2 separate regions of the Homo sapiens genome follow, and region 2 is linked to region 1. Evidence: read pairs that join two places in POLR2A ChIA-PET (ENCODE). Cell type or tissue: Panc1. All regions are shown on one strand. Each heading gives the region's core, and the rest is flanking DNA. Links, peaks and the distances in the headings are about the cores only.

What was found. Peaks named below come from ENCODE experiments on the same cell type or tissue, not always from the same donor. Only the 100,000 strongest peaks of a DNase experiment are listed, where the experiment ranks them.
Region 2: POLR2A ChIA-PET joins it to region 1 with 5 read pairs; 2 of 35 experiments call an interaction of 5 or more read pairs at or near these places.

Annotation. Positions count from the first base shown.
Region 1 is chr19:13,612,897-13,628,835 of GRCh38, forward strand. No RefSeq gene overlaps it. Among named protein-coding and RNA genes, the nearest start is that of CACNA1A, 110 kb to the left of the region's middle. RefSeq lists an enhancer at 8,498-9,219. In Panc1, for the core only: no CTCF peak of the experiment used is centred there; a DNase peak (open chromatin) is centred at 8,735.
Region 2 is chr19:13,444,292-13,460,230 of GRCh38, forward strand. CACNA1A (calcium voltage-gated channel subunit alpha1 A) reads right to left here. Exons shown (of 47, transcript NM_001127222.2): 2 at 10,816-10,921; 3 at 8,585-8,724. Among named protein-coding and RNA genes, the nearest start is that of CACNA1A, 54 kb to the right of the region's middle. In Panc1, for the core only: no CTCF peak of the experiment used is centred there; no DNase peak of the experiment used is centred there.

The sequences.
Region 1 (15,939 bases), core at 7,004-11,003:
ATACGCAGGTGTGGAGTCCTGGTTGAGAGCACAGAAGTGTTCCTTTAAAAGCAGCTTAAACACTTTGGGAGGCCGAGGCAGGCAGATCACTTGGGACCAGGATTTCAAGACCAGCCTGGCCAACATGGTGAAACTCTGTCTCTACTAAAAATACAAAATACAAAAATTAGCCAGGTGTGGTGGCGGGCACCTATAATCCCAGCTACCCGAGAGGCCGAAGCACAAGAATCGCTTGAGCCTGGGAGGCAGAGTTTACAGTGAGTCGAGATTGTGCCCCTGCATTGCAGCCTGGGCAACAGAATAAGACTGTCTTAAAAAAATTTTTTTAATAAATATATTTTTAAAAAGCAGCTTAAAAACAACATCTATGTTTGAAATCACATCTCCTCCCCTCCTCTCTCTTGTTCTCTCTCTCTCTCGCTCTCTCTCTGGCCTTGATCCTCTTTCTTTCACTTGTCATTTGATCCTGTCTTTCTCTGTGTGCTAAGAGCTCCATCAATAAAACACCTTAATCCAGCCCTGGACAAAACTAGGGTTGCTAAGACCCAGGGGCATGATCTTCCCTCCCAAGTTCTAGGCTAGAGAGTGTGAAATTCAGCAGACCGTGGATTCTAACAGCTACTAAGGAGGCGCTGGGATGAAGATCATCTAAATGTCATTTGTAATCGACCTTCAGATGCATTTGTCACCTTCCGGATGATGTTTTATTTGGCTGATAGTAAAAGCGGTTTCCAGGCCCTGAACAAACACTCTCCATGGTAGGCAGCCAGGTGTGGAGCAACTGCTAAGGATCTTCCTAGAATTGAAAACTCAGAACCAGGGAACAACCCAAATGTGCGTCGATGGCAGGATGGATAAACAAAGAGATGTGGCACGGTGGCTCACGTCTGCAATCCCAGCACGTTGGGAGACCGAGGTGGGTGGATCACCTGAGGTCAGGCGTTCGAGACCAGCCTAGCCAACATGGTGAAACTCCATCTCTACTAAAAATACAAAAATTAGCTGGGCATGGTTGTGCATGCCTGTAACCCCAGCTACTCGGGAGGCTGAGGCAGGAGAATGACTTGAACCTGGGAGGCGGAGGTTGCAGTGAGCCAAGATCGCACCATTGCTCTCCAGCCTGGGGGACAAGAGCGAGACTTCATCTCAAAAAAAAAAAAAAAAAAAAAAAAAAAAAAAAAAAAAAAAGATGTGGGTGGTGCACACGCACAATGAGAAGTTATTCAGGCTTAGAGAGGGAGGAAATTCTGGCCGGGCGTGGTGGTTCATGCCTGTGATCCCAGCATGTTGGGAGACCAAGGCGGACAGATCACTTGAGGTCAGGAGTTCGAGACCAGCCTGGCCAACGTGGTGAAACCCCGTCTCTACTAAAAATACAAAAATTAGTCAGGCGTGGTGGCGCGTAGCCTGTAATCTCAGCTACTCAGGAGGCTGAGCCAGGAGAATTGCTTGAACCCAGCAGGCAGAGGTTGCAGTGAGCTGAGATCATGCCATTGCATGCCAGCCTGGGTGACGGAGTGAGACTCTGTCTCAAAAAAAAAAATTAATAAATGAATACAGGTATCAATACGTGGATATAGGCACCAATAAGTGGGTATAAGCACCAATAAGTGAATAGAGGCATGAATCAATAGATGTAGGCATGGCCAGGCGTGGTAGCTTATACCTGTAATCCCAGCACTTTAGGAGGCTGAGGGAGGCAGATTGCCTGAGCTCAGGAGTTTGAGACCAGCTCAGGCAATATGGTGGAACCCCATCTCTACTAAAAATGCAAACAAAAAAAGTTAGCCAAGCATGGTGGCACACACCTGTAGTGCCAGCTACTTGGGAGACTGAGGCAGGAGAATCACTTGAACCCAGGAGGTGGAGGCTGCAGTGAGCAGGGATCAAACCACTGCACACAGCGAGACTGTGTCTCAAAAACAAAAAAAGATGTAGACCCCAATAAGTAGATATAGACACCAATAAGTGGATATAGGCACCAATAAATGGACATAGGCACCAATAAGTAGATATAAACACCAATAAGTAGGCATAAGCATCAATAAGTAGCTACAGACACCAATAAGTGGATATAGGCATCAGTAAATAGATACAGGCATCAATAAGTAGATATAGGCACATTAAGTGAATATAGGCACCAACGAGTGGTTATAGACATCAATAAGTAGCTGCAGACACCAATAAGAGGATATAAACATCAATAAATGGATATAGGCACCAATACATGGATATAGGAACCAATAAGTAGACATAGGTACCAATAAGTAGATATAGGCCTCAATAAATAAACATAGGCACCAGTAACTAGATATAGGCATGAATAAGTGGATACAGGCCTCAATAAGTAGGCATAAGCGTCAATAAGTAGGCATAAGTGTCAATAAGTAGCCACAGGCACCTATAAGTAGATATAGGCATCAATAAGTGGATATAGGCATCAATAAGTAGATATAGGCAACAATAAGTGGATATAGGCATCAATAAGTGGATATAGGCATCAATAAGTGAATATAGACATCAATAAGTAGATATAGGCATCAATAAGTGGATATAGGCACCAATAAGTAGATATAGCCCTCAATAAATAGACATAGGCACCAGTAACTAGATATAGGCAGGAATAAGTGGATATAGGGCTCAATAAGTAGGCATAAGCATCAATAAGTAGCCGCAGGTGCCAATAAGTAGATATAGGCATCAATAAGTAGATGTAGGCATCAGTAACTGAATATAGGCACCAATAGGTGGGTATAGGTATCAATAAGTAGCTACAGGCCCAATAAGAGGATATAGACATCAATAAATGGATATAGGCACCAATAAGTGGATATAGGCATCAACAGGTAGATATAGGCATCAATAAATGGATATAGGCACCAACAAGTAGAGATAGCATCAATAGTTAGATATGGGCATATACAAGGGTGTTTATGCTCCTTCTGGCCACAACCAGAAGCTTCCCCATCTCGGGCAGGGTGGACCCCCTCCCCCCTATCTTTGCATAGACAAGCAACCAGCAAGATGAAAGAAAAAGTAAAGCTGGGGCCAAGAAGAGCTCTCATCACTTGGGGCAAAACTCCAGAACTGCCCCACATACGTGAGAACAAAGCTAAATAAAACGCCAGGCCAGATGGCCAAGGTTGAACGCAAGCTGAGACCAGCAAGCCAGCATAGCCCCAAGTGTGGCTGCAAGTGTTCATCCCCTGGTGAGAATAAACCATGTCACAGCTGGTCTCGTGTTCCACCCACTTTTTTCTTCACCAGCTGGACGGTGTGATCATGGTGCGGTGAGATAAACACGCACCCTCCCACAGAGATGAACAGATCACCCGGGATTGCTGGATGGTTGGGCAGCCCCAGGACACTGAGTGAGGCTGCAGGACGGGGGAAGGAGGGGAGGAGACCCCCAGGGGTACAGGCTGTTGGGCTGAATCTCAGGCTAAATTCTTCCTCCCAACTTCACTTCGTGGCTCTGTTATCCTCCCCATCACTCATGCATCCATTCATCATTCATTCATTCATCCAGCAATATTTATTGAGCACCTACTGTATTCCAGGCACTGTTCTCAACACTGAGGACTAAGACATGAATAACACAGACAAAAGTCCCTCCTGGAGCTGGCGTTCTAATAAAGGAGATGAACAAGAAACAGGAAAAGCTCCTGAAATAGACAGAATGTCAGATAGAGAAAAGAAAACGGTAGAGGAGGAGGGGGAAGGGGAAGCTGACTGTCATTTAGGTAAAGTGGCCAGAATGGCCTCACTGAGAAAGAAATATTTGAGTAAAGACCTGAAGGGAGATGAGGATGAGGGAGGATGCATGAGGGTGTCTGTGGGAAGAGCATTCCAAGGCAGAGGAAAAGGCCCTTGCAAAGGCGCTATGGCTGGCCGTGTGGCTGATGTGTTCAAGGAACGGCACAGAGGCCAGTGTGGCTGGAGCAGAGTGAGTGAGGGGGCCAGAAGGTGAGGGCAGGGAGGTAACGGGGCCAGGAGGTAAGGGCAGGGAGATAAGGGGAACAGATGGTACAGGGTCTTGTGGGCCATAGGGAGAACTTTGGCTTTTGCTCTGCATGAGGTGGGAGCTATGAAAGGATCTAAGGAGATGAGGGATGTGGCCTGACTCAGGTATTCATGGGAGCCCTCTGGAGGTCACATTTGCAAGAAACCCCAAATGCAGTGGAATCAATCACCCCAGACATTGTGGGGTTCCTTCCTTCTCTCTTTCCTTCACTTCCACATTCTACTCATCATCAGAGCTGATGACTCCGCCTTGTCCTTCCCCTCCCACTTGCCGTAGGCCACATTCATTCCTCTCTGAATCTCGTCTCCTCCAAGTCATCATAAACAATCAGTTCATCCATTAGCCAGTCCCCTAAAGACTCCCCACAGCCAGCTGAATAAAGTGTGAGTCCTGGCCAGGCGCGGTGGCTCATGCCTGTAATCCCAGCACTTTGGGAGGCCAAGGCAGGTGGATCATTTGAGGTCAAGAGTTCGAGACCAGCCTGACCAACATGGTGAAACCCCATCTCTACTAAAAATACAAAATTAGCTGGGTGTGGTGGCAGACACCTGTAATCCCAGCTACTTGGGAGGCTGAGGCAGGAGAATCACTTGAACCCGGGAGGCGGAGGTTGCAGTGAGCTGAGATTGCACTACTGCACTCCAGCCTGGGCAACAAGAGTGAAACTCCATCTCAAAAAACAAAAACAAACAAACAAAAAAAGCCAACAACAACAACAAAAAAAAGCAATCAGTTCATCCATTAGCCAATCCCGTAGAGACTCTTTCCACAACCAGCTGAATAAAGTGTGAGTCCTTTCGCCAGCCCCATATATGTGCCACGATGTAGCCCCAGAATTCCTTCCATCCTCACTTCTCACTACATGAAGCTGATGCTCTGAGACAATCCTGACCACACCTCTGACTTTCACCACCCTGAATACCTTTCCCTCTCCTCATCCCCAAGGTCCAGCTCAAAATACATTTCTGCTTCACAAGCCTCTTCTAGAAAATCCTACCAGTGCCCACACCTCCTGTCTGCCCATGGCTCCCTGCCCCTAGCACCTGCCGCTCCCGACCTGGGGCTCCTCTGGCCGCAGGAGTGAAGCCCATCTGCAGGGGACAGGTCACAGGTGCTACCCCTGGAATATTCCTCAACCAATGGCTGCTGCCAGGAGTTGGTAGAGAAATATCCCCATCTTTGCAACCAGACTGCTTGGGCTTGGATTCAGGATCAGCTGCCTCCTGCTATGTGACCTTGGGTAAATCGCTCCACCTCTCTGGGCCAGTTTCCTCATCTGTAAAATGGGGATAATAAAAACACATCCTTCACAGTGTCATTGTGAGGATGAAATAACTTAATTCTATGCAGCATGCCCAGGACAGTGTCCCACACATGGTAAGCCCCAATATGAGTGTTTGCTACTGTTATTACTGTGTTTACAATGATAGTTTCATTCTCTGTTGAATCCTCAAAGCCTAGCACAGTGCCTGGCCAACAGGAAGAACTCAATAAATAATTGCTGAAAGGCAGATTGCCAGGTGCGGTGGCTCACCTCTGTAATCCCAGCAATTTGGGAGGCTGAAGCCAGAGGATTGCTTGAGGCCAGGAGTTTAAGACCAGCCTGGGCGACATAGGGAGACCCCCTATCTCAACAACAACAACAAAATAATAAATTAGCCAGGTGCAGTGGTACACACCTGTAGTCCCAGCTACGAGGGAGACCGAAGTAGAAGGTTCACTTGAGCCCTGGAGGTTGAGGCTGCAGTGAGCTATGATCAAGCCATTGCATTCCAGCCTGGGTGACAGAGCCAGACAAAGAAAGACAGAGACAGAGAGAGAGAGAGAGAGAGAGAGAGAAGGAAGGAGGGAAGAAGAAAGAAAGATGGAAGAAAGAGAGAGAAGGAGGAGGGAAGGATGAAAGAAAGAAATAAAAAGAAAGGAAAGAAGGAAGGAAGGAAGGAAAGGAGGGAGGGAGGAAGGAGAAGGGAGGGAGGGAAGGAAGGGAGGGAGGGAGGGAGGGACGGAAGGAAGGAAGGAAGGAAGGAAGGAAGGAAGGAAAGAAGGAAGGAAGGAAGGTAGGAAGGTAGGAAGGAAAGGAGGGAGGGAGGAAGGAGAAGGGAGGGAGGAAGGAGAAGGGAGGGAGGGAGGGAAGGGAGGGAGGGAAGGAAGGGAGGGAGGGAGGGACGGAAGAAAGGAAGGAAGGAAGGAAGGAAGGAAGGAAGGAAGGGAAGGAAGGGAAGGAAGGGAAGGAAGGAAGGAAGAAGGTGGATCAATTATTCCTCTTGTCCAAGCAAGGCAAAACCAGTGGCATCAGGTCAATACTGAAACTGAACCAAATACCTGGACACTTAGCACCATGTGTCATCCCCTGTCCACCTTCTCTCTCTCTCTCTCTCTCTCTCTCTCTGTCTCTCTCACAAACTTGCTTGACTTCATCAGCATTGGAGAACTAAAAGGAAACAGTACAGAGTACCAGGAAAAAAATAAAACTCCTCCCACAGGGACTGTATTTCTCTAATGTTTCTCCCACAAACTAAACCATGCATCTGTTCTCTTAAGTCATTCTTGGGCAGGAGTGGGTGGGTAATGTTGCTTTTATTCTATCTCCTTGAATTTTTTTCCTGATTAGGTATTCTTGACTCCTCAATATTGAGCAACTGGTAGGTGTTTCACCATGTCCCTCATTTATCCTGCCTCTTTGGCCAGACAGTGTCTGTGTGTGTCATCAACATATTAACATGTTAAAGCAATAATTCATTATGGAGGTCATTTTCTGGCTTTTTTTTTTTTTAGATACAGGGTCTTGCTCTGTTGCCCAGGCTGGGGTGCAGTGACACAATCAGAACTCCCTGCAACCTCTAACTCCTGGGCTCAAGCGATCCTCCCACCTCAGCCTCCCGAGAGCTGGGACCACAGACATTGGCCACCATGCCTGGCTAATTTTAAAATTTTTTATAGAAACGAGATCTTGCTCTGTTGCCCAGGCTAGTTTTAAACTCCCAAACTCAAGCAATCCTCCCACCTTGGCCTCCCAAAGCTCTGGGATTACAGGCGTGAGCCACCGTGCCCAGCCCTCAGTGGTCATTTTGAATTCTGATATGCTTTGTTTGTTCAACAAATATTTATTAACTACCAACTGTGTACCACTGTGATCCAATTATCATTCATCTTGGGATCTTAAGACTCTAGAGAAATCACCTAAAAACTGCCTCCCGGCCAGGCACCATAACTCACGCCTATAATCCCAATACTTTGGGAGGCCAAGGCAGGCGGATCACCTGAGGTCAGGAGTCCGAGACCAGCCTGGCCAACATGATGAAACCCTGTCTCTACCAAAAATATAAAAAATGAGCTGGGTGTGGTGGCATGCACCTGTACTCAGCTACTCAGGAGGCTGAGGCAGGAGAATCACTTGAATTCAGGAGGTGGAGGTTGCAGTGAGCCGAGTTCACGCCACTGTACTCCAGCCTGGGCAACAGAGCGAGACTCCGTCTCAAAAACAAAACAAAACCTGCCTCCCCTTGGGGGGTCAAAAGAAAATGTAGTGTTGGTTTTGCTGGAGAGAAAAATAACTGTACACCAAAAGTTGTAGTCCCTTTGGGGAAAAAAAGTGAGTAGCCCTTGAGTTGAGTCCTGAAAAAAGATGTTTGAAGATGGTGTCTGCCTACCATCTTCAAGATTTTGGTGTTGGTAGCTAAGAATTAATGTATGAGTTAGTAGGGTCCATACTAACTAGTAGGGTTCTGTTACTCATGTCTGACCAGGACGATTTCATGGAGGGTAAGACAAGTGGTACAGGAAGAAGAAAGAAATGTGAACTAAAAAAGAAATCAGAGACCGGGCATGGTGGCTCACGCCTGTAATCCCAGTACTTTGGGAGGCTGAGGCGGGTGGATTGCTTGAGCCCAGGAGTTCAAGACCAGCCTGGGCAACACGGCAAAACCTCATCTCTACAAAAATACATAAAAAATTAGCTGAGTGTGGTGGCGCACGCCTGTGGTACCAGCTACTCGAGAGGCTGATGTGGGAGGATCACCTGAGCCCTGGAGGTTGAGGTTATAGTGAGCCGAGATCGGGCTACTGCACTCCAGCCTGGGCGTTGAGTGAGACCCTGTCTCAATCAATCAGTCAATCAATCAAATAGTTAAAATGGTATGCTCTATGTGTTTTTTTACCATAATTTAAAAAGAAATTGGCTGGGTGTGTTAGCTCACACCTGTAATCCAAGCACTTTGGGAGGCCGAGGTGGGTGGATCACCCGAGGTCAGGAGTTCAAGACCAGCCTGGCCAAGATGGTGAAACCCCGTCTCTGCTAAAAATACAAAAATTAGCCAGGCATGGTGGCGGGTGCCTGTAATCCCAGCTACTTGGAAAGTTGAGGCAGAAGAATGGCTTGAACCTAGGAGACGGAGGTTGCAGTAAGTCAAGATTGCACCACTGCACTCCGGCCTAGGTGACAGAATAAGACTCTGTCTCAAAAATAAATAAATAAAAAATAAAAATAAATCAAACACATGCTCTGGAGAGTAATTTGAAAGTAGCCAACATTTAGTGAGCACGTACTAGGTGCCTGCCACTGGGTATCACCTGTGGCTGGGCTTCTCAGCAATGCTAAGACACAGACGCCATCGTCATCCTTGCAGTCAGCAGGGGGCACTGAGGCACAGAGGGCTGAGTGGCTCCCCTGGGTCACACGCCAATGAGTATGTGGCCTCCAGGGCTTCTCAGATGCTGACTGGCTCATGACTCACCCAGCCTCAAGTTCAAATGCAGATTCTAACTCAGCAGGGCTGAGTGGAGCCTGGGACTGGCCAAGACCTGCACTTTGAGGGGAGGATTTCTTCCCCGGAGGCTAAGTCAGTCCTCCCTCGTCCACTGGACAAACTTGGCCTATAAGGGGGTGGAAAATGCTTACCCAGAGCGTTCGTCTGTCTGTCACTGTGGAGACAGCTAGGGTTGAAGGATCCTGGAATAGAAGCTCCCTCATTTGCCCTGGGCCCAGAGGGCCCTCTGGTCCTATGCCCTAACATTTTAAATAATAATAATAATAAATGAAACCCTCTGCCAGAGCTTTTGATGTCCACGAGTTTTACAGGTCATTTGCTCAGTAATTTCACTCAGTGTCAAATCCACCCTCTCCCTCCTGACCCCTGTAATGATCTTCTGTTTTCTTTTTGGGGAGGCTGCATTGAATTGAACCCATCTTATGTGGAGGGAAAGTGGCATTTGCACCGAGTGACTTTTTTTTTTTTTTTTGAGACGGAGTCTCGCTCTGTCGCCCCAGCTGGAGTGTGATGGCATGATCTCGGCTCACTGCCACCTCCGCCTCCCGGGTTCAAGCAATTCTCCTGCCTCAGTCTCCTGAGTAACTGGGACTACATGCGCCTGCCACCACGCCCGGCAAATGTTTTGCATTTTTAGTAGAGATGGGGTTTCACCATGTTAGCCAGGATGGTCTCGGTCTCCTGACCTCAAGTGATCCGTCCACCTCGGCCTCCCAAACTGCTGGGATTACAGGCATGAGTCACTGCGCCCGGCCACCGAGTGACATCTTGATACATCTCCTGAGATCTCTGTGTCTTGGAGGAAAATGGAGTATCCACACAGGGATAAACTCAGCCTCTTAGACTTCTGTAGTTGGGGAGACTTCCTGCAGCCTGGTATTGGGGTGTTGAGGATGGACTAGGGGTCACATGGGTAAGGGGAGGTCTGTGTCAGCTGTAAGCACCTGAGATCCCTGCAAGCAACTGAAGGCTATCCCTGAAAGAGCAGGTGCAGGACACGGCAAGGCTGCCCTAGAGTCACTGTCTCTGAACAGGACAGGAGCCCTGAGCCAGGGATACCTAGAGAATATTCCTCCACAGCACCTAGGGCTTTGAGGAGAAGGAGGAGAGAGAGAAGCTTCCCTCTTGTTGGTTCAGCCTCTGGGAAGGTGCTCTGACCTCCTGTTGACATTCTAAATTGGCTCCTTCTCCTGGGTCAGTCTCTCAGGAGCCTCTAAGGAAGGAGCCTGGAGCAATCAACATGATCCCCATGCCCTGCCGTCCCCAGCAGCGTCTGTTGTACGAAGCTGTTAGCTTCAAAGGAAGGAGAGGGGAGAAGAGGAATTCTGCTGCCAGTTTTTCCCACTTATTGAGAAACAAAAGCCACCCAGACAACTCGGTTCAAAATTAAAGAAAAAAGGCGGAAGGGGCAAGGGGGGAATGGCTTAGAGGGGGTGTCCAGCTCTTTCTCTGCTTTTCCTTCAAGTGGGGCAAGAGAGGGAAGAATATTAAATATTAAAAGGAAGAAGTGGTTTCCTAAGACGATGTAATTATTCCCAACAGCCTAAACTCCATCTGCCATTTATCTCTCTTTTCCCAACACATTCACGCCGCGTCGATCACAGCAAACAAGGCCCAGGCACACAGGCGTCGGGAACTTTTGTTCGGGGTCCCCAAAGCCATGGGCAATTGGGGGGTGGGGAGCGGTGAGGGGATATTTCATAATTCTAAATGTTGTCACTTGTTCAAAGCAGCACGAGACTTAAAATGTGGACTTGAATGAGGGGGGGTGGGGAAGATATAAAAAAGTAGAATTTGACTTAGGTCAGAAATTCTCATTCTTGGGAAAACGTCACATGTTCAGGGCAGATGGCAAAGACATCGGTTGCTGGGAGGGGGGTTGCCAAGGGCAATTGAATGAAAATGGATTTTTAAGAAAGAAACAGGAATACGCTGGAAATGAAGAGTCTGCCCCCCTTCTTCCCAGCAAGAGAAACTGTTCAGAAAAGGGAAGAGGTTCTTAAGGCAGAAGCAAGTGAAATCTGGAAATAAGCTGCCCGCCCGCAAAGAAAAACTCTTCATAGAGGGAGCAGGGGAAGATCTTTGTATTTCTACCTTTGCAGATGGAGGTAATTTGCAGCAAGGAAAGAAAGATTAAACTCCCTGCAGGACTTTGCCTCCAGCGTCCCCCGCTCTCAGAAGCCCCACTCACCTGTATCGCATCAGCGCTGGGGCTCAGGCGACGCGGCTAGTGGTCAGCACTGCGAGTCCTCCAGGGGTCCCGAGGGTCCCATCTCGTCAGCACCCAGGGGTCCGAGCTATCTGAAGTCCATGCATCCATGGCCCACCCAGTGGAAAGAAGAAGGGTGGCCCAGAGACAGGAGGGAGAAAAGTGGGTGCCAAGAAGAGCAGTTTTCTGAGCAGAGGGCTCCCCACAAAAGCAGACACTGAACGGGGTTGCTGTATCAGCTGCCAAGGGAAAAAAAAAAAGAGGAGGAGGAGGTTTCCCTGATGCTGGGAGGAGGGAAAGGAGGACCGATCGTTCTCAGCTGCTGATCATCTTTAGCTAAGTGCTACACGGGGACCCAGCCTGGGGAGATCAATCCAGGCAAGGCAGAAGCTGAGAACAAGCCAGGCCACTGCTCCTCAGGGGGAAAAATAATTCACGATTTCTTGCTCTCTTCTCTATGCCCCTTAACACCGCACTGGGACCTCCCAGCACAGGGCAAAACTGTTGTCTCAAAAAGGAGACTTTTTCCCCCCGTTCGGGCTTCCCTTAAAGAGCAGAGGAACGGTGGTAAGAAGAGTATTCTCTCTCTTCCACTGGTTCCTGTCGGGGGTCCGGGGAGGGGGCGTGTAGAATAGGCATCAGGCAGCAGGGATATGGAATCGTGTTATAATTTAACCATCTCCACTCCGCCACATTGCAACCTAAATTATTTATGCTCTTAGAAAAATGATAATTAGAGGACAGCTGCTAGCCTCCTCTCTGAGTCTGTCGTGTTCATTCTGGAAACAGCTTCCCAGTACCCTGATCTCCTCCCTTAGGCAGAGGGGTTGTATTATTAAAGAAGAAAGGCAGGAAAAGGAAAGTTGAGTCCTTTCATGCAAAACACCAATCCATTACAACTTGGTAAGTTTGTTTGCAATCTGTGTAGACTTATGCTCTCAAAACTAGGGTAATCCCATGTCTCTTTTCAAAGGGGCCTCCTGTTAAAGATAGGGGTTTTGTTTTTCCTATAAGAAGCATCAAGAGGCCGGTGCGGTGGCTCATGCCCGTAATCCCAACACTTTGGGAGGCCAAGGCGGGTGGATCACCTGAGGTCAGGAGTTTGAGACCAGCTTGGCCAACATGGCAAAACCCTGTCTCTACTAAAAATACAAAAATTAGCCAGGTGCCTGTAATCCCAGCTACTCAGGAGGCTGAGGCAGGAGAATCGCTTGAACCTGGGAGGCGGAGGCTGCAGTTAGCTGAGATTGTGCCATTGCACTCCAACCTGGGCAACAAGAGAGAAACTCTGTCTCATTTAAAAAAAAAAAAAAAAAAAGAAGAAGCAGCAGCAGCATCAAGGGCACAGAGAATCTCCGTATTTTTCCCAAGGCTGAGCCAAAATGGGGAGAATCTACCTCATTAAGAACAAAGCAGCATTTAGACAGGTGGGGAAAATCGAACCTGACTGGGTGTCAGGGGATTTTAAAGAATTCATGTGAGTTTTGTAAGGACTGTTGGTGGTATTTGGTTATGGTGTTCTTTAAAAGTGTTTGTCTGTTAGAGATGCATATGGAAGTATTTATGGATAAGGTGATATGATACCTGGATTTGCTTTTTTAAAAACTCCAGGAAACAGCACCACATAAATAAAATATGGCATAGCTATGCAATGGAATATTATTCAGCCATGAAACGGAATGAAGCACTGATCCGTGCTGCAACGTGGATGAACCCCAAAAACATGATGTTGAGTGAAAGAAGGCAGACACAAAAGACCACATGGTGTAGGATTCCATTTATGCAAATTGTCCAGAGTAGGCAGATCCATAGAGATGGAAATCAGGTGAGTGATTGGCAGGGGCAGGTGGAGAGGGAATGTGGAGTGATTGCTGTCAGGGATGGGGTTTCCTTTCGGGGTCATGAAAATGTTCTGGAACTAGATAAAGGTGATGGTTTTCACAACATCGTGAATGTGCTATGGAATTGCATTTTATTTTATTATTTATTTATTTACTTATTTATTTATTTTTGAGACAGAGTCTTGCTCTGTCGCCCAGGCTGGAGTGCAGTGGGGCAATCTTAGCTCAATGCAACCTCCGCCTCCTGGGTTCAAGCAATTCTCCTGCCTCAGCCTCCCGAGTAGCTGGGATTACAGGCGCCCTCCCCCATGCCCGGCTAATTTTTGTATTTTTAGTAGAGACGAGGTTTCACCATGTTGGCCAGGCTGGTCTCAAGCTCCTGACCTCAAGTAATTGCCTGCCTCGGCCTCCCAAAATACTGGGATTACAAGAGTGAGCCACCGCACCTGGCCAGAATAGCATTTTAAAATAGTTAAGTTTATGTTATGTGAATTTCACCTCTACTTAAAAAAAAAATCCCACCAGAAAAGAAGGGAAAAGATACACCCGAAGAGCAGAAAACTGCTAATTGGCCACGCACGAGGGTGGCTCATGCCTGTAATCCCAGCACTTTGGGAGGCTGAGGCAAGAGAATCGCTTGAGCCCAGGAGTTAGAGACTAGCCTTGGCAACATGGCAAAAACCTGTCTCTACAAAAAAATACAAAAATGCGTGCCTGAGTTCCCAGCTACCTGAGAGGTTGAGGTGGGAGAATCACCTGAGCCTGGGAAGTTGAGGCTGCGGTGAGCTATGATCATGCCATTGCACTCCAGCCTGGGCGACAGAGCAAGACCTTGTGGAAGGGAAGGGAAAGGAAGGGGAAAGGGAAGGGGGAAGGGAAAGGGGAAGGGGAAGGGAAGGGGGAAAGAATGGGAAGGGAAGGGAGGGGAGAGGAGGGGAGGGAAGGGGGGAGGGGAGGGGAGGGAAGGGAAGGGAACAAGAAAATAATATTTGCTTCTAAAACTGTTATGGTTTGGCTGTTTGTCCCCGGTAAAATTCATGTTGAAATTGAATCCCCAATATGGCAGTACTGGGAGGTGGGAAGCGGGGAGGGAGGGGAGGGGAGGGGAAGGGAGGGAATTGCTAATTGGAGAAGCTGGGTGATAGGGCCTTGGGGATTTGCTGTATTTTTTTCATTGTATTCTCTCTACTTCTCTACTTTGTGTATATTTGAAATTTTGTTTCTGTTTTTGAGACAAGATCTCATTCTGATGCCCAGGATGGAGTGCAGTGGTACAATCATGGCTCACTGCAGCCCAAACCTCCTGGGCTCAAGCAATCCTCCCGCCTCAGCCTTCTGAGTGGCTGGTACTATAGGCTCACGACACCATGTCCAGCTAATTTTTTTGATTTTTTGTAGAGATGGGGTCTCGCTATATTGCCCAGGCTAGTAATTTTCTATATTTGTTTTGTTTCCTTTTCTTTTCTTTTTTGTTTTTATTTTATTTTATTTTATTGAAATTTTCTATTTTAAAGAGACGTCTGGGAAGTGTGGATTAAGAAGAATGCAGCCCATGTCAGTGGGTTTAGACCAACAGACAATTTTGGCTGGACACAGTGGCTCACGGCTGTAATCCCAGCACTTTGAGAGGCCGAGGTGGGTGGATCACCTGAGGTCAGGAGTTTGAGACCAGCCTGACCAACATGGTGAAACCCGGTCTCTACTAAATACAAAAAACTAGCCGGGCATGGTGGTGCATGCCTGTAATCCCAGCTACTTGGGAAGCTGAAGCAAGAGAATCACTTGAACCCAGGAAGCAGAGGTTGCAGTGAGCCAAGATTGCACCACTGCGCTCCAGCCTGGGCAAGAAGAGCGAAACTCCATCTCAAAAAAAAAAAAAAAAAAAAAAAAACCAGATTGGGGGATTTCTATGTGGGTGAGTCCAGCCCGTAGTTCAGCAGCTGGGGAGCCACTAGGATGGGAAGCAACTCAAAGCAAAGCTGGTGGGATTTTCCCCAGGCCAGGAGGCCTCCAGGTCCGTCACCTACACTGGAGTGTAGAGAAGAAGCCAGCCCTGGGGTCCCTCGGCCTGGAGAACAAAAGGACTCAATCCACCCTGCCAGCCTGGGACCCTGCCCAAGCTTCATCTCCACATCAGTAAAACCAGGCTAATCCTTCATACCTGGTGGGGATTTTGTGAGCATTAAATGAGATCGTGTTAAAAAGGAACAACAAGAAAATAATATTTGCTTCTAAAACTGTTATGGTTTGGCTGTTTGTCCCTGCTAAAATTCATGTTGAAATTGAATCCCCAGTATGGCAGTACTGGGAGGTGGGACCTTTACAAGGTGACTGGGTCATGACAGCCCTCATGAATGGACTGATTCATTTATGGATTAATGAATTAATGGGCTAATGGATTAAGGGGTTGTTATGGAAGTGGGACTGGTGGCCTTATGAAAAGAGAAAGATGAGCCGGGGGCAGTGACTCATGCTTGTAATCCCAGCACTTTTGAAAGCCAAGGCAGGAGGATTGCTTGAGGACAGAAGTTTGAGACCAGCCTGGGCAACATAGTGAGACCCCTGTCTCTATTTTTAAAAGGAGAGGAGAGGGGAGGGGAGAAGAGGGGAGGGGAGAGGAGGAGAGGGAAGGGGAAAAGGAAGAGAGACCTGAAGCTTGAGACCAGCCTGGGCAACATAGTGAGACCCCTGTGTCTATTTTAAAAAGAAAGAGAGGAAAGGAGAGGAGAGGAGAGGAGAAGAGGAAGAGAAACCTGAGCTTGCACACTCAGCTCCTCACCATGCCATCCCCTGCACCGACTTGGGACTCTGCAGAATCCCCACCAACAAGGAGCTCCTCCTCAGATTTGGCCTCTTGACCTTGAACTTCTCAGCCTCCGTAACTGGAAGAAATTAACTCCTTTTCTTTATAAATTACCCAGTTTCAGGTATACTTTTTTTTTAAATGAGACAGAGTCTTGCTCTGTCACCCAAGCTGGAGTGCAGTGGCGCGATCATGGCTCACTGCAGCCTCAACATCTCTGGCTCAAGTGATCCTCCCACTTCAGCCTCCCGAGTAGCCGGGACTACAGGCGTGCGCCACTCTGCCCAGCTGATTTT
Region 2 (15,939 bases), core at 6,615-10,614, 170 kb before region 1:
TGGTATTTATAGGAACTGTTGCTGGTCTCATGAGTTAGAATGCTGGTTGTGTTTTGTTGTTGTTGTTGGAATGCTGTTTACATGTGAAGGCAACTAAGAGCAGGTGCATGGGGCAGGGGTGAAGAAAGAAAGGAGGTAAGAAGCAACTACATGTATTTATTCAATTAATCAAAAAGGAGAGAGGACATGAGAGGTGTATGGTCAAGACACTGACCCCTCTGAGACTTGGTTTCCTCAACTATATAATAAAAAGCGAGGAACTGGGATTATTCTCTGAGGATCCCTTTCTTATTCTCTGGAAAGAGGCCATAGGCTAGTCAGGGGGCAAGAGGAAGGAAGAGAGAGCTGGGCTCTAGTGGCAGAACCTGAGGGGTGATATTAAACATTTATACCACTTCCATTGCCCAAAAAGCCAGGGTTCCTGGCTCCATGACTTGAAGACACCTTCTTATTCTAGATCTCTTGCCACCATCTCTGTGTGACTTTGGACAAACCACTTGTTTGTGAGTAAAACAGAAGGGCTGGACCTGCCAGAATCCATGGAGCCTTAAAATCCAATGATGCGGCCCGGTGCGGTGGCTCACGCTTGTAATCTCAGCACTTTGGGAGACAGAGGTGGGCGGACCACCTGAGGGCAGGACTTGGAGACTAGCCTGACCAACATGGAGAAACCTCGTCTCTACTAAACATACAAAAAAATTACCCGGGCTTGGTGGTACATGCCTGTAATCCCAGCTACTCAGAAGGCTGAGGCAGGAGAATCACTTGAACCTGGGAGGCGGAGGTTGCAGTGAGCCGAGATCATGCCATTGCACTCTAGCCTGGGCAACAAGAGAAAAACTCCGTCTCAAAAAAAAAAAAAAAAATTCAATGATGCTTCAAGACCAAAAAACAACATCTTTCCCTGATGGTTCCTGTGTAGTTGTGTCTTTTCCTTGCCTCTGATCTTCAACAAAATGGCCCAAAGCCTGAGACAGTTTATAGACCCTTCTAAAAAGGAACCTTCCGTTTCATAGAGTCATAAAATGTCAGAGCTGGCAAAGACCCAGAGCTTCTCTGTCTTATATCTCATCTGATGTTCAGGGCATCTGCCATAGACTTCTGGACTATCTGACTATTTCTATCAGTGTGTTGGTCCCATCTTCTAAACAGCTTAGTAAATTTCCCAGGACACTCATTATCAGAAGTGTTACCCTTTTCCGGCTTAACAACCATTTATTTTACTGAGCATTTATTATGTGAAAGGGACAGTGCTAACCCTGTGAATAAAAAAGAAAAAAAATTGTGCTCACCCCTCTCTGGTGAGGTTCACAGTCTCTTTTCTTAACATGCACGATTTGTGTTATTTGATCTCTTCAATATTTATATATATTTGAGAATGACAGTAAAAGAACTGTCATCTCAGACATACAGCCAAGCTTCTGAAATCTTCCTCTTACACATTTTCAGTTTCATGATCAGAACACAAATACAATAAAAACATGCCTTACAAGGGTTTGACAACATTATAAAGTTAGGATTTCTCTGAGGCTCTGAGTTACAAAGAACAAACAGATGTCCGGGGTAAGATCTTTTCCACCAAACTTCACCCAAGAAGAAGGTAAACACCGTGGTGGTCCACACAAAATGAATCACGTTTTAACGCTGTGGTTTGCTTCAGGAATCTGAGAGGGCAACAGGTTAATCAGAAAGTACTCATTAGGCCGGGCACGGTGGCTCATGCCTGTAATCCCAGCACTTTGGGAGGCCGAGGTGGGCAGATCACCTGAGGTCCGGAGTTCGAGACCAGTCTGGCTGATAGTGTGAAACCCCGTCTCTACTAAAAATACAAAAATTAGCCAGGCACAGCAGTGCATGCCTGTAGTCCCAGCTACTCAGGAGGCTGAGGCAGGAGAACTGCTGGAACCCAGGAGGTGGAGGCTACAGTGAGCCAAAATCCCACCACTGCACTCTGTCCCGAAAAAAAAAAAAAAAAAAAGGAAAGAAAGTACTCATTAAAGTCATCACTGTCTCAATGTCAAATTAATATATTTGAGTCCCCTCCTCTCTGAAACATAGAATTAAGTGTCTACTGTGTTTCTCTACCATTGACATTGGCAGAAGGCTAGGTCTGCATGATGTGTGTGTGTGTGCGCGCGTGTTTTTTCTTTCTTTTTTTTTTTTTTTTTGAGACAGAGTCTCACTCTGTCATCCAGGATGGAGTGCAGTGGCACAATCTCAGCTCACTGCAACCTCTGCCTCCTGGATTCAAGTGATTCTGCTGCCTCAGCCTCCCAAATAACTGGGATTACCAGTGCACACCACACCACCATGCCAGGCTTTTTTTTTTTTTTTTTTGTATTTTTAGTACAGATGGGGTTTCACCACGTTGGCCAGGCTGGTCTGGAACTCCTGACTTCAAGCGATCTGCCCGCCTCTGCCTCCCAAAGTGCTGGGATTACAGGTATGAGCCACAGAGCCCAGCTGGGATTTTTTTTTTTTTTAAGACAAAATCTCACTTTGTTGCCCAGGCTGGCCTTAAACCCTTGGGCTCAGGGAATCCTCCCACCTCAGCTTCCAGTAGCTGGAATTCCAGGTGCTTGCCCGCTGCACCCAGCTCATGCAGAATGTTTTACTTTCCCCTCCCTGTTCCTAGCTTACAACCCAACAGGACACTAAACAGCACCTTGGAATTTGGAGTAATAAAATTTGAGCAATGTGCCTCATTTGAAGGAGATAGAACCACCAGACAAAAAGGATAACTGACTACCAGAGAAATAAGAGCAAGAAAAGCAAGTGAAAGAAATGCATGGAGAATTCAACAAGAAAGGAGAAGGGGATGTGAAAGGAACCCAATCTAGAATAGAAGGTCTTCATGATAGGATCAGGATTCCCTGAGAATCTAATAAAAACTACAGACCAGAAAAAAAAATATACATATACACAATTTTCTTCTTGCATAAAATTTCAGTGGGTTCATTCATCCCAACGATGAGCTCTCACCCTTAGGACCTATCTGTTCTAGATGAAGTATTTCTCCTCTAGAGGAATGAGTCTAGAATCTCTTCCATCAGATGACAGGAAACTAGAAGAAAGGCCACCTTGTTGTAAGCAGGGAGATACAAACACAAGTGACAAACTGACCTACTGAATGACTGCCTTCAGTTTAATGATCACTTATTGGGACCCACTAGGTGTCTGTATTAGTCAAGGTTCTTCAGAGGGACAAAACTAACAGGATAGATGTATATATGAAAGGGAGTTTATAAGGAGAATTGACTCACACAATCACAAGGTAAAGTCCCACGATAGCCCATCTGAAGGATGAAGAGCAAGGAAGCCAGTGGTGGATCCGTCAGAGTCCTCAAACCTCAAAAGTAGGGAAGCTGACAGTGCAGCCTTCAGTCTGTGGCCAAAGGCCTGAGAGCTCCTGGCTAACCATTGGTGTAAGTCCATGAGTCCAAAAGCTGAAGAACTTGGAATCTGATTTTAGAGGGCAGGAAGCATTCAGCACAGGACAAAGATGAAGGCCAGAAGACTCAGCAAGTCTACTCTTTCCAACTTCTTCTGCCTGCTTTTATTCTGGCCACACTGGCAGCTGATTAGATGGTGCCCACACAGATTGGGGGTGAGTCTGCCTCTCCTAGTTCACCGGCTCAAATGTTAATCTCCTTTGGCAACACCCTCACAGACACACCCAGGAACAAGACTTTGCATCCTTCAAGCTGATCAAGTTGATGCTCAATATTAACCATCACACTGCTCAATAATATATGAGCTTCCCTAAGTGTTCCCATAACCGTGTTATTATGAAAAAAAAAAAAAAACAGGGCTGCAAAAGCCCATCAATGATAGACTGGATAAAGAAAATGTGGTACATATACACCATGGAATACTATGCAGCCAAGAAAAAGAACAAGATCATGTCCTTTGCAGGAACACGGACGGAGCTGGAGGCCATTATCCTTAGCAAACTAATGCAGAAACAGAAAACCAAATACTGCGTGTTCTAAGTGGGGGCTAAATGATGATAACACATGGACATACAGAGGTGAACAACACGCACTGGGGCCTTTTGGAGGGTGGAGGGCGGGAGGAGGAAGATGATCAAGAAAAATAACTAATGGGTACTAGGCTTAATACGTGGGTGATGAAATAACCTGTACAACAAACCCCCAAGACACAAGTTTACCCATGTAATAGATCTGCACTTGTACCCCTAAACTTAAAATAAAAGTAAAACAAAAAAAACCACACAGGGATTTTTAAGGCTCCTTCCTGCCAGCAAGGTCAAGCCAGCCTCAGCCAGCAGAAGCCAGCCCCCAGGGAGCATGAATTGGCACAACCACTTTGCAGAGCAATTTGGCAATACCTAGTGGGGCTGAGGATGCACACAGTATACAACTCAGCAGTTCCACTCCTGGGTACGTGCCCTAGAGAAACTCACTTGGGAGAAAGCAGGGACACTTTGGGTCAAAATAGCCCAAAGCTGGAAACAATCCAAATAGATAAATACACGGCAGCATACTCCTACCACAGAATACTATGCAGTCATGAAAATGGATGCATGGAAACTATTTTTATTAATCAGATTTATCTCATGTTGAACACAAAAGTCAGGTTAGAGAAATGTGAAGTTTGAAAAACAGTACCACATATCTCTTTTTTTCTTTCTCTTTTCTTTTTTTTATTTTTTATTTTATTTTATTTTTTTGAGACAAGGTCTTACTTTGTTGCCCAGCCTGGAGTGCAGTGGTGCAATCACGGATCACTGCAGCCTCGACCTCCTGGGCTCACGTGATCCTCCCACCTCAGCCTCCTGAGTAGCTGGGACTACAGGCGTGCGTCATCATGCCTGGCTAATTTTTTGCATTTTTTTTATAGATGGGGTTTCACCATGTTGCCCAGGCTGGTCTTAAACTCCTGGACTCAAGCAGTCTTCCTGCCCTGGCCTCTCAAAGTGCTAGGCTTACAAGTGTGAGCCATCACACCTGGCCTTTATTAAAAAAACAAAAAAACAAAAAACAACAACAACAACAAAAAACATTTTTTAGGGACAGGGTCTTGCTCTGTTGCCCAAGCTGGAGTGCAGTCATAGCTCACTACAGCGTCGACCTTATGGGCTTAAGTGATCCTCCCGCCTTGGCCTCCTGAGTAGCTGGGACCACAGGAGCACACCACCATGCCCAGCTGAATATTTTATTACATTTTATTTCATTTTGTAGAGACAGGGTTTCACTACATTGGCCAGGCTGGTCTCAAACTTCTGGCCTAAAGTAATCCTTCCATCTTTGCCTCCAAAATTGCTAGGATTACAGGTGTGAGCCACCATTCCCAGCCCACATATTTCTTATCTATGCATGTAGTCAAAGTGTAAACTATTCTCACTCTGATGCTATTTAAAAAATATTTTGAAGTGTAAAAATAGGTAGCATATATTTCTTATATACTTAGGCAGCCAAAGTGTGAATACATAAATGCAAATAATAAACATAAAATTCAGGAAAGTGCCCCTGGATGGGGGAGAGAAAGGAATGGGTCTAGGGAGGGAGAAAACAGGGATTAGAAAGGTTAGAAAGGTTTTGTTTTGCTGGGCACAGTGGCTTACGCCTGTAATCCCAGCACTTTGGGAGGCCATGCCAGGTGGATCACTTGAGGTCAGGAGTTCAAGACCAGCCTGGCCAACATGGCGTAAACCCGTCTCTACTAAAAATACAAAAATTAGCTAGATGTTGTGGTACACGCCTGTAATCCAAGCTACTTGGGAGGCTGAGGCAGGAGAATCACTTGAAACTGGGAGGCAGAGGCTGCAGTGAGCTGAGATTGTACCACTGCACTCCAGCCTGGGTGACAGAGGGAGACTCTTGTCAAAAAAAAAAAAAAAAAAAAAAAGAGAAAGGTTGTGTTTTGATAGCAGGTTACTCCATTACTTCTCTATCCCCAATTCTCCCCATTCTTCTGGTCACCTTCTCTAGCCATGTGGGTCTTCTTACTGTTGATCAAACATGTCAGATACAGTCCAGCCTCAGAGCCTTTGCACTGGCTGTTCCCTTTGCCTGACACTCTGTTCCAGCTCTCCTCATGGCTCACTCACTCACCTCCCTTAGGTTTTCATTCAGATGTCACATGCCCAGTGAAGTCTTCCCTGGCTTCCAGCACCCCTCACCCCTGCCTGCCACACATCCCATCCCTCCCCTGCTTTATTTTTCCTCTGTACCCCTCACCGCCATCTGACACACTAGATTCATTCATCAATTGTGTCCATCTCCATCAGTAGACTCTCAGCTCCATGAGGACAGGGGATTTTTCTATTTTGTTTACTGCTGTGTCCCAGAGCCTAGAACAGGACCTGGCACACAGAAGTGTTCAATAAATAGTCATTGAATAAATGAATGTATACACAGGTGTTTGCTCTATTATTCTCTACTTAGTTTTGCATGGGATCTTGCTAGGTTACCCAAGCTGGTCTCAAACTAGTTAGGCTCAAGCAATCCTCTCTCTCCAGCCTCCTGAGTAATTGGGGTTACAGGCATGTGCCACTGTACCCAGCTTTATACACTTTTAATTTTTATTTTGTGGAGATGTGGTCTTGCTATGTTGCTCAGGCTCGTCTCAAACTCCTGGGCCCAAGCAATCCTCCCACCTTGGCCTCCCAATGTGCTGGGATACAGGCATGAGCCACCCTGCCCAGCTTTACATTTTTTAAACAATAAAAAAGTTAGCCACTAGGCTGTTTCTAGATGAGTTTCCTAGTAGACTAAGAGAAAAGTGCCCAGTACCATAATATGCCCTTGGAACCCACCAAGGTCCCAAGCCACCGAACTGTGAGCACAGCCAACAAAGATCCCTCTGTGAACACCCAAGCCCATGAGAGCTAGCCCAGAGTCCTTACAACAGACTGCTGACATCTGAAGGCCTCTACAGAAACAGCCCAATAGGCCACAGCTCCTTCTGTGAGAGGCAACATTGCTCTGAAACAAATCTGCATTGTGAGAGCCCGGCCAGCACAGTGTGGGTGCTGCAACCCATCACATCCGCCAAGAGAGACAGAACCTGGAGCAGCAACAAAACATGGAAAGCTATGATCCTGTAAATGATTACTATGAAAAAGGTGTCCAGTGAAGAAGGGTCTTAGAATAGAAGAGCCCAGACTTAGCTGAGAGGAGAGTAGAGAGTGGGAAGAGGAGGAACCAGCCATTGGTACCAGATACTAATGTCCCTACTGGAATCTAATAAAAGTTTTTAAGGTCCCTGACAGACTAGTAGGTCATTCTCCAAATCCATTTCCCTTTTCTTCTAAGCACAATCTGATACTTCCCAGCTTCCCTTGCAGTGATGTGTGGTCATGTGACCGAGTTCTAGCCAATAGGATATGAATGGAACAGGTATGGGTCACACCCCTTCCAAACTCATAAACCTTTCCAAGTATCACCTTCTATGCTCACTTCTCCTTCCTGGTTTGATACAGACAAGCATGGAGTTATTGGATGATGTGGGCTGACAATGAAGAGCCACAATATGGCAAGGGTCAGGGTCCGTCAGTCATTGGAGGAGATGAGCCTGTCAACTAGGAACAATTATTTTGGACTTTTTTTTTTCGAGATGGGGTCTTGCTCTGTTGCCCAGGCTGGAGCACGGTTGGATGATCATAGCTCACTGTGCCCTCCAACTCCTGAGCTCAAGCAATTCTCCCAGGCATGTACCACCATGCCTGGTTAATTTTTATTTTATTTTATGTTTTACAGATGGGGGGGTGGTCTCACTGTGTTGCCCAAGCTGGTCTTGAACTCCTGAGCTCAAGTGATCCTCCCACCTCAGCCTCCCAAAGTGCTGAGATTACAGGCATGCACCACCACACCCAGCTCAATTTTGAATTTTCTATGAGTGACAAATAAACTTCTGCCGTGTTTAAGTCATTTCCTAGCTTTGGATCTTTTGTTATACCAGCAAGTGCTACCTCATACAGGGTGCTTAGAGGAAAGCATATACACATTTCAACCACAGTTCATCATATATGGATCTGAAAACTCCTTGAAGACAGTAACTGTACCTTATTTAGCTTGCTTTTCTCCTTTGTCATAATCACAATCCCTTGCACCCAGACATTCTCAAAAAACATTCACCAAGTTGAAATAAAAGCAAGATATCCTCAAGCAAATCAAGAGACCCATGCACGTACAACACTTAAAACCTTGAGTTCTGGAATGCATAATCTTCTGTTCATCTCCCAGTTCCATCACTTACTTGCTGGGTGGCCTTAAGCAAGTTACACTCTGAGTTTCTGATTCCTCAGTGGTCAGATGGGAATATTAATATTTCCTAATTCAGTGGGTTGTTGCAAGGATTAAATTAGAGAATGGGCATAAAGCACTCTGGAAGCAGCCAACAATAATGAGCTATTATTTTAATTGTAACAGAAAGCATCTGCTGTAATATACAGCTGAGACATGGAGGTGGGGTGTTGGCAGAAAGGAGGCAGGCGCATAACAAGGGGAGGGAGAACACAAGGGCTCAGCCTTCCTGAGCCTGGCCCGGACCACACCAACCAAAAGCCTCGTAATCCTTCAGCTAGTTAAATCCAAAGCGTATAGCACGCGCCACTTACCCCGTTAGCACCACCACAAAGTCCATGACATTCCAGCCATTCCTCAAGTAGGAGCCTTTGTGGAAGGCAAACCCAAGGGCAATGATTTTAATTCCAGCCTCGAAACAAAAAATTCCAATGAAGTATGGTTCTGTGTCATCCTGGAAGGGAGAGAAGGCAAGGTCAGCGTCTTGGGCTGGGCAGATGTTGACAAGATCAGGGAACCAGCCCACCTAGAAATCAGTACCTATCACCCTCTCACTTCCCCTGACCCTCCTGCACTCACCACCCCTCACTGCCTCTTGCAGAGTTCTCTTGTCCAAAGCCTTTTGCGAGCAAAGCCAATGCCTAGAGAAGGCACCTTCCTCCTTCATTCCTTTTGGGCCAACCTCACATATCACTCAGCTAAACAGAATTATTTGTTTGCACCTGTCTTATTCAATACGACAGTCACAGGCCACATGTGGCTATTTCAATTAAAATTAATTTAAATGCAATAAAATAAAAAACACAGTTCTGCAGTCACACTGGCTACATTTCAAGTGACAATCCTATTGGACAGGGCAGATGGAGATCATTTCTGTGACTGCAGAAAGTTCTAATGGAAAGCATTGGTTTAGAGAATTTACTTGTCACATGCAGCGTTCAAGGTATTTGAGGCTAGAGCTTGTGCATTGACCTCACTCCTAAATCTGACCCCTTAGGATGGTTCTCAGCTGGCATGTAGATTGTTAAAGGTTTGGAATAGGACTTCTGTACTGGCTGATAAGTGGCCAGTATCCTCACCTCCAGTTCCTCTGCAGAACCTCCGGCTGGTTCTGGCTTCCAGCTGCTAATCTATCATATTTGAAATTAAGCTACAAGCTCTTCTCCATCAGAGCCCCAATGTGAATGTTTTCCCATCTGTTACAGCAACGTTTCTCGAGCTACAATCATTTTCACTCTGCCTGAATGATTTTTTTTTTCCACATTAGCTTGCCACTGGTACTTCTACTTGCTTACCAGTCTTTCAATGGACGCTTTTTATTTAGCTTTATTTTAAGTGAAAATGCAAAGATCTAGAAATCATAGGTTTGCTAGGCTAGTTATAGTTTTTAGAAGACTGTGACATTGTGAAATGTATGTTTGGTCTTTGACACTGTTTCCTGGTGTACAGCTCCTAAAACCCTTGGGATCTCCAAAGGGATGTCTTTTTGCAGGCTAAGGATTGACTGATGGCTGGCAGCTTCTAGGTAGCTTCAGGATGGGGGTTGGTCACCGGGAAAACCAAGGCATGATTAGAGGTTTGGATTTAAATCATTGACCGTTGGTGATCAACTTGATTTTCAGCCCCTCTGCCCTCCCAGAGGTTGGGGGGTGGGGCTGAAAGTCGCAACCCTCGAATCATGCCTTGGTCTTTCTGGTGACCAGTCCCCCTCCTGAAGCTACCTAGAAGCTGCCAGCCACACCCTTCTCCTATATCTCACCCTTTGCATCTCTTCATCTGTATCCTTTGTAATATTCTTGTTTCTTTTTTTTCGCCTCCCCCCCACCAAGATGGAGTTTCACTCCTGTTGCCCAGACTGGAGTGCAATGGTGCGATCTTGGCTTACTGCAACCTCTGCCTCCCGGGTTCAAGCGATTCTCCTGCCTCAGCCTCCCAAGTAGCTGGGATTACAGGTGTGCACCACCATATCCAGCTAATTTTGTATTTTTTTAGTAGAGACGGGCTTTCACCATGTTGGTCAGGATGGTCTCGAACTCTTGACCTCAAGTGATCTACCTGCCTTGGCCTCCCAAACTGCTGGGATTACAGGCATGAGCTACAGTGTCTGGCCAAGACATAATTATTAACATTAACAATGTTCATTTGAGTATACTGCCTGAAATTATGTCAGATGCCAAAGTGGGCAGTTTGAGACCAGCCTAAGCAACCTAGTGAGATCCCCATCTCTACAAAAAAAGATAAAAATAAGAAAATTAACTGGGCATGGTGGCACCTGTAGTCCCTGCTACTCAGGAGGCTGCAGTGGGAGGATGGCTTGAGCCCAGGAGGTGGAGGCTGCAGTGAGCTATGACTGAACCACTGCACTCCAGCCTGGGTGACAGAGCGAGACTCTGGTTCAAGAAAAAATGAAAAGGAAATTTAGGCTTCCCATGATCTGGCTCTGGGCTCCAGGACTGAGAGCCTCCTCTGTGCCCTGCTCCACTCCCCCAAAAATTAATGTCCTGCTAAAGCCAAGGAGAAGACCCTGAGAAAAGACATCACTCACCAGCCGTTCAGACATCGGGGTCTTGTCATCATCAGGCAGATGCTGCTCCAGTGCGAGGACGATGCAATTCGCTATGATGGTGGCTAAAATCATATATTCAAAGGGAGTATTGGGGAATTAAGGAAAAATCTTGTTCAAAGAAAAGAAGGGTGTTGGAGGTGCACCCACCCCCACTGACCCCAGTGGAAAGATCTCAAGCCCTCTAGATCCTTCCAACTCATCAGCACAGGTGGAATTATTCGTTCTCCTGTCTGGAGTAGATCCCTGCAGATCTCAAACCCAGATCAGGTGACTTCTAAAGGGAAATGTGGATATTCACCTTCTATCTCACCCACAATATTCACTGAACACATATTCATTCAGTACCTGCTGTGTGCCAGACTCTGTTCTGGGCTAGGGACACAGTTGAGAGCAAAGCAGACAAGAGGAGAAGCTTCCTCCTGCTTCCCAGAGGAGAAGCAAATAAATGAGATGACTACATCATGTATACTATGCTATACAGTACACTGCATATACCATGTTATACAGTACATCATATATGCTATGTTATGTAGTAAGATGGTGAAGACTATAGACAGTGGAAGGGGTCAGGGCTGCAATTTCAAATATGGTGGCAGGGCCAGCATGATGGCAGGCACCTGTGGTCCCAGGTACTTGGGAGGCTGAGGCGAGAGAATTGCTTGAGCCGAGGAGGTAGAGGCTGCAGTGTACAATGACTATACCACTGCACTCCAGCCTGGGTGACAGAAGGAGGCCCTGTCTCAAAAAAAAAAAAAAAAAAAGAGATAAATTAAAAATAGATAGAGGCTGCGGTGGGTGGATCACTTGCGGTCAGGACTTTGAGACCAGCCTGGCCAACATGGTGAAACCCTGTCTCTACTAAAAATACAAAAATTAGCCAGGCGTGGTGGTACACACCTGTAGTCCCAGCTACTTGGGAGGCCGGGGCAGGAGAATCGCTTGAACCTGGGAGGTGGAGGTTGCAGTGAGCCGAGATCATGCCACTGCACTCTAGCCTGGGCAACAGAGCAAGACTCCATCTCAAAAATAAATAAAATAATAAATAAATAAGTAAATAAATAAATAAAACATTATGATCAGATTTGACACCTAATGCATGATCCACAGAAGAAAAAACAGATATGCTGGGCTTTATCAAAATTTAAACCTTTTGTGCATCAAAGGACGTTATCAAGAAAGTTAAAAGGCAAGTAACAGAATAGGAGAAGCTATTTGCAAATCATGTATCTGATAAGGGTCTAGTACTATATAAAGAACATTTACGGCCAGGTGTGGTGGCTCACGCCTGTAATCCCAGAACTTTGGGAGGCCAAGGCGGGTGGATCATGAGGTCAGGAGATCGAGACCATCCTGGCTAACACGGTGAAACCCTATCTCTACTAAAAAAATACAAAAAATTAGCCGGGCGTGGTAGCGGGCATCTGTAGTCCCAGCTACTCGGGAGGCTGAGGCAGGAGAATGGCGTGAACCTGGGAGGCGGAGCTTGCAGTGAGCCAAGATCGTGCCACTGCACTCCAGCCTGGGCGACAGAGCGAGACTCTGTCTCAAAAAAATAAAAAATAAAGAGAGAACATTTACAACACAACAACAAAAAGATAATCCAATTGAAAAATGGACAGGAGGCTGGAATAGACATTTCTCCAAAGAAGACAGTCAAATGGCCAATATGTACATGAGGGTATTAGTGATCAGGGAAGTGCAAATCAAACCCCAACGGGATACTGCTTCACATCCACTAGGATAGCTATTAAAAACAAACAAACAAACAGAAAACAAGTGTTGGTGAAGATGTGAAGAAATTGAAACCCTCATGCTGGTGGGAATATAAAATGGTGTAGCTGGCCAGATGCGGTGGCTCATGCCTGTAATCCCAGCACTTTGGGAGGCCGAGGTAGGAGGATTACTTGAGCACAGGAGTCCGAGACCAGCCTAGGCAACAAACTGAGACTCTATCTCTACAAAAAATATGAAAAATTAGCCGGGCATAGTGGCGCAGGCCTGTAGTGCCAGCTACTTGGGAGGCTGAGGAGAGAGGATTGCTTGAGCCCCAGGAGGTTGAGGCTGCAGTGAACCATGACTGCACCACTGCACTCCAGCCTGGGCAATGGGAGTGAGACCCTGTCTCAAAACAACAACAACAAAAACAACAACAACAAAAAAACACCAGTGCAACTGCCATAGAAAACCATTCCTTGGTTCCTCAAAAAGTTAATCACAGAGTTACCATGTGACACACAGTAACTCCACTCCAAGGTATAAACACAAAAGGATCGTAAGACAGGTATTCCAACGAACACTCATACACAAATATTCACAGCAGCACTATTCACAACAGCCAAAAGATGGAAACAACCTAAATTTCACCAGTGGGTGAATGGATAAACAAAATGTGGTCTACTCATAGAATGGAATAGTATTCAGCCATAAAAAGGAATGAAGTAGGCCGGGTGCAGTGGCTCACGCCTGTAATCCCAGCACTTTGGAAGGCCGAGGCAGGCAGATCACCTGAGGTTGGGAGTTCAAGACCAGCATGACCAACATGGAGAAACCCCATCTCTACTAAAAAAAGTACAAAATTAGCTGGGTGTGGTGGCGCATGCCTGTAATCCCAGCTACTCAGGAGGCTGAGGCAGGAGGATTGCTTGAACCCGGGAGGCGGAGGTTGCAGTGAGCCAAGATTGTGCCATTGCACTCCAGCCTGGGCAACAAAAGCAAAACTCCGTTTCAAAAAAAAAAAAAAAAAAGGAATGAAGTACTGATACATGATAGAACAGGAATGAACCTTGAAAACATTATGCCAAGCGAAAGAAGCAGACATAAAATACCCCATATTGTATGATTCCATGTATATGAAATATCCCGAACAGGCAAATCCAGAGACAGACAGCAGATTTGTTGTTCCTGGGGAATGGCAAGGGAAATGGGAGTGGCTGCTTAATGTTTTAGAACTAGATGAAGGTGACAGTTACACAACATTGTGAGTGTACTAAACGCCTCTCCCCTCCCCTCTCCTTTCTTTTCTTATTTATTTTTACTTTTATTTTTTTAAAGAAACACAATTTTGCTCTGTCACCCAGGCTGGAGTGCAGTGGCATGATCATAGCTCACCGCAGCCTTGAATTCCTAGGCTCAAACGATCCTCCTGCCTCAGCCTCCTGAGTAGCTGGGACTACAGGTGCACAACACCATGTGTGCCTAATTTTTTTTTTGTAAGAGACAGAGTCTTACTTTGTTGCCCAGGGTGGTCTTGAACTCCTGGGCGACCTTTCTTCCTCAGCCTCCCAAAGTGCGGGGATTACAGGCATGAGCCACTGTGCCCAGCCCTAAATGTCACTTTAAAATGGTTAATTGTGTTATATTAATTTTACCTCAATAAAAAAAAAATTACAGTGATCAGGGCAGACCTCTGAGAATCTGTTCTTCCAAGACCCGAGGCAGGGGAGGGGTCGTCCAGTAAGTATCTCTAGATGCCCCATTTGCATTCTCTCCAGTTTGCATAGGTAAACTCCTCCCTGCATCCTGGGAACTGTCATTTGGGTTTAGGAGGCCTCCCTCCCTAGTGTCCCACCAGAGGATCTGCAGGGCAGGTGGGGAGGGTCTATCTTGTTCATTTCATATTAGCTCCTAACCTGCTGATCAGCTGGTAAATGGGAATGTCCGCTGTCTCCCTGCCACACCCCTCAGAAGTGTCCCACGCCAACAGGCTCTGCATATGGATCTGGCAATCTCTGAGGAGGTGTAAGCGCTGGAGAAGCGGCTGCTTGAGTGAAAAAGCCATAGGGTGTTGGTTACTCCGGAGCAGGATTTCCCAACCTCAGCACTAGGTTTAGGGGTGGATCATTCTCCTTGGTGGGGCTGTCTGGGCACTGCAGCATGTTCAACAGTATCCCTGGCCTGTGTGTGCTAGATGCCAGTAGCAGCCCCTCCTGTCCAGTGATGACAACCTCAAGTGGTCTCTAAACATTGCTGAGTGTCCCCTGGGGGCACTGAAATCCCGCATTCTGTAGAGAGATCAATTAGTATGTCTTGGGGAACTTGACCATGCTAAACCTCTCCCCTCCTCGTAGCTCTAACCTTTGGAAAATTAATTGGTTTCAGTCTCCTCTTCTGCCCTGGAGTTAGGTTTGGCATTTTGGAAGCACCATAAAACCATCCCTTCCAGGCCGGAGGGAGAGTGGAACCTGCTTTCCAGGTGGGAAAACGGAGTCTGAAATAGAAACCCCCTCAGTAAAAGTCTCGGAAAGCCAGGAAAACCAGGCTTCCTTTTGTCACCAGCTTCAGCCTTTGCCTCCAGCTGAAAGCACACTCTGAAAAGCAAAATCCGAGACTCAGGGCAATTTGGGGAGCCAACAAAAGCCGGCCTTGCCGACGATCATCTCTGATTGGCTTTCTGCCTCTGAGCTGACAGGCATTAGGAGCCCAGAGAACAAAGCTGGGCTGTGTTGCACAAATACTCCACTCTGCCTCACCCTGCAGCCTGGAAAATAAGAGACAATATTTGTACACAGAGCAGCAACGCCAAGCCCTTCCCTGGTCTCCTCTCGCTATGATTTGAAGCTGACTTCGCTTTCTCTCCCTGCCAACTCAGCCTCCTTACACGCGCTTCTGCCATCCCACTCCTCCGGTTCCCTGGTCTCCTGCCCCTCAATGGCAGGGATGTGACTTCCTTTGGACCGGCTCTGGCACTGAAGGTTCCAGGAAGAGTCCCAGAAGTCCACCATGCAGCATGCAGCACTTTTATGGGCTGCAATATCAGGGTTTCAACTGGCCAGTGTTGCCTGGATTTCAGACCCAGGGCTCTCTGGGTATGGCAATAAAACCTTAGCACGTAGGCAAAAATAAAGAGGTTCTACTCTCCCACCTTGCTTCATTTTCTTACTTCTTATCAAACACAGATACTCACACTGCTTTTCCAACATCATCCCCCCTCCCTCTGCTCACCCGCACCCCCGCAAGTGTCCACAGACATGCCCCAGATGGACATCTGCAACAATGACCTCAGACCCTTGCTACTCAAAGTGTGGTCCCAGAACCAGCACCGGTTAGGAATGCAGCCTTAGACCTTGCATCCACCTGCTGAGTCAGAACCTGCATTTAAAAAGA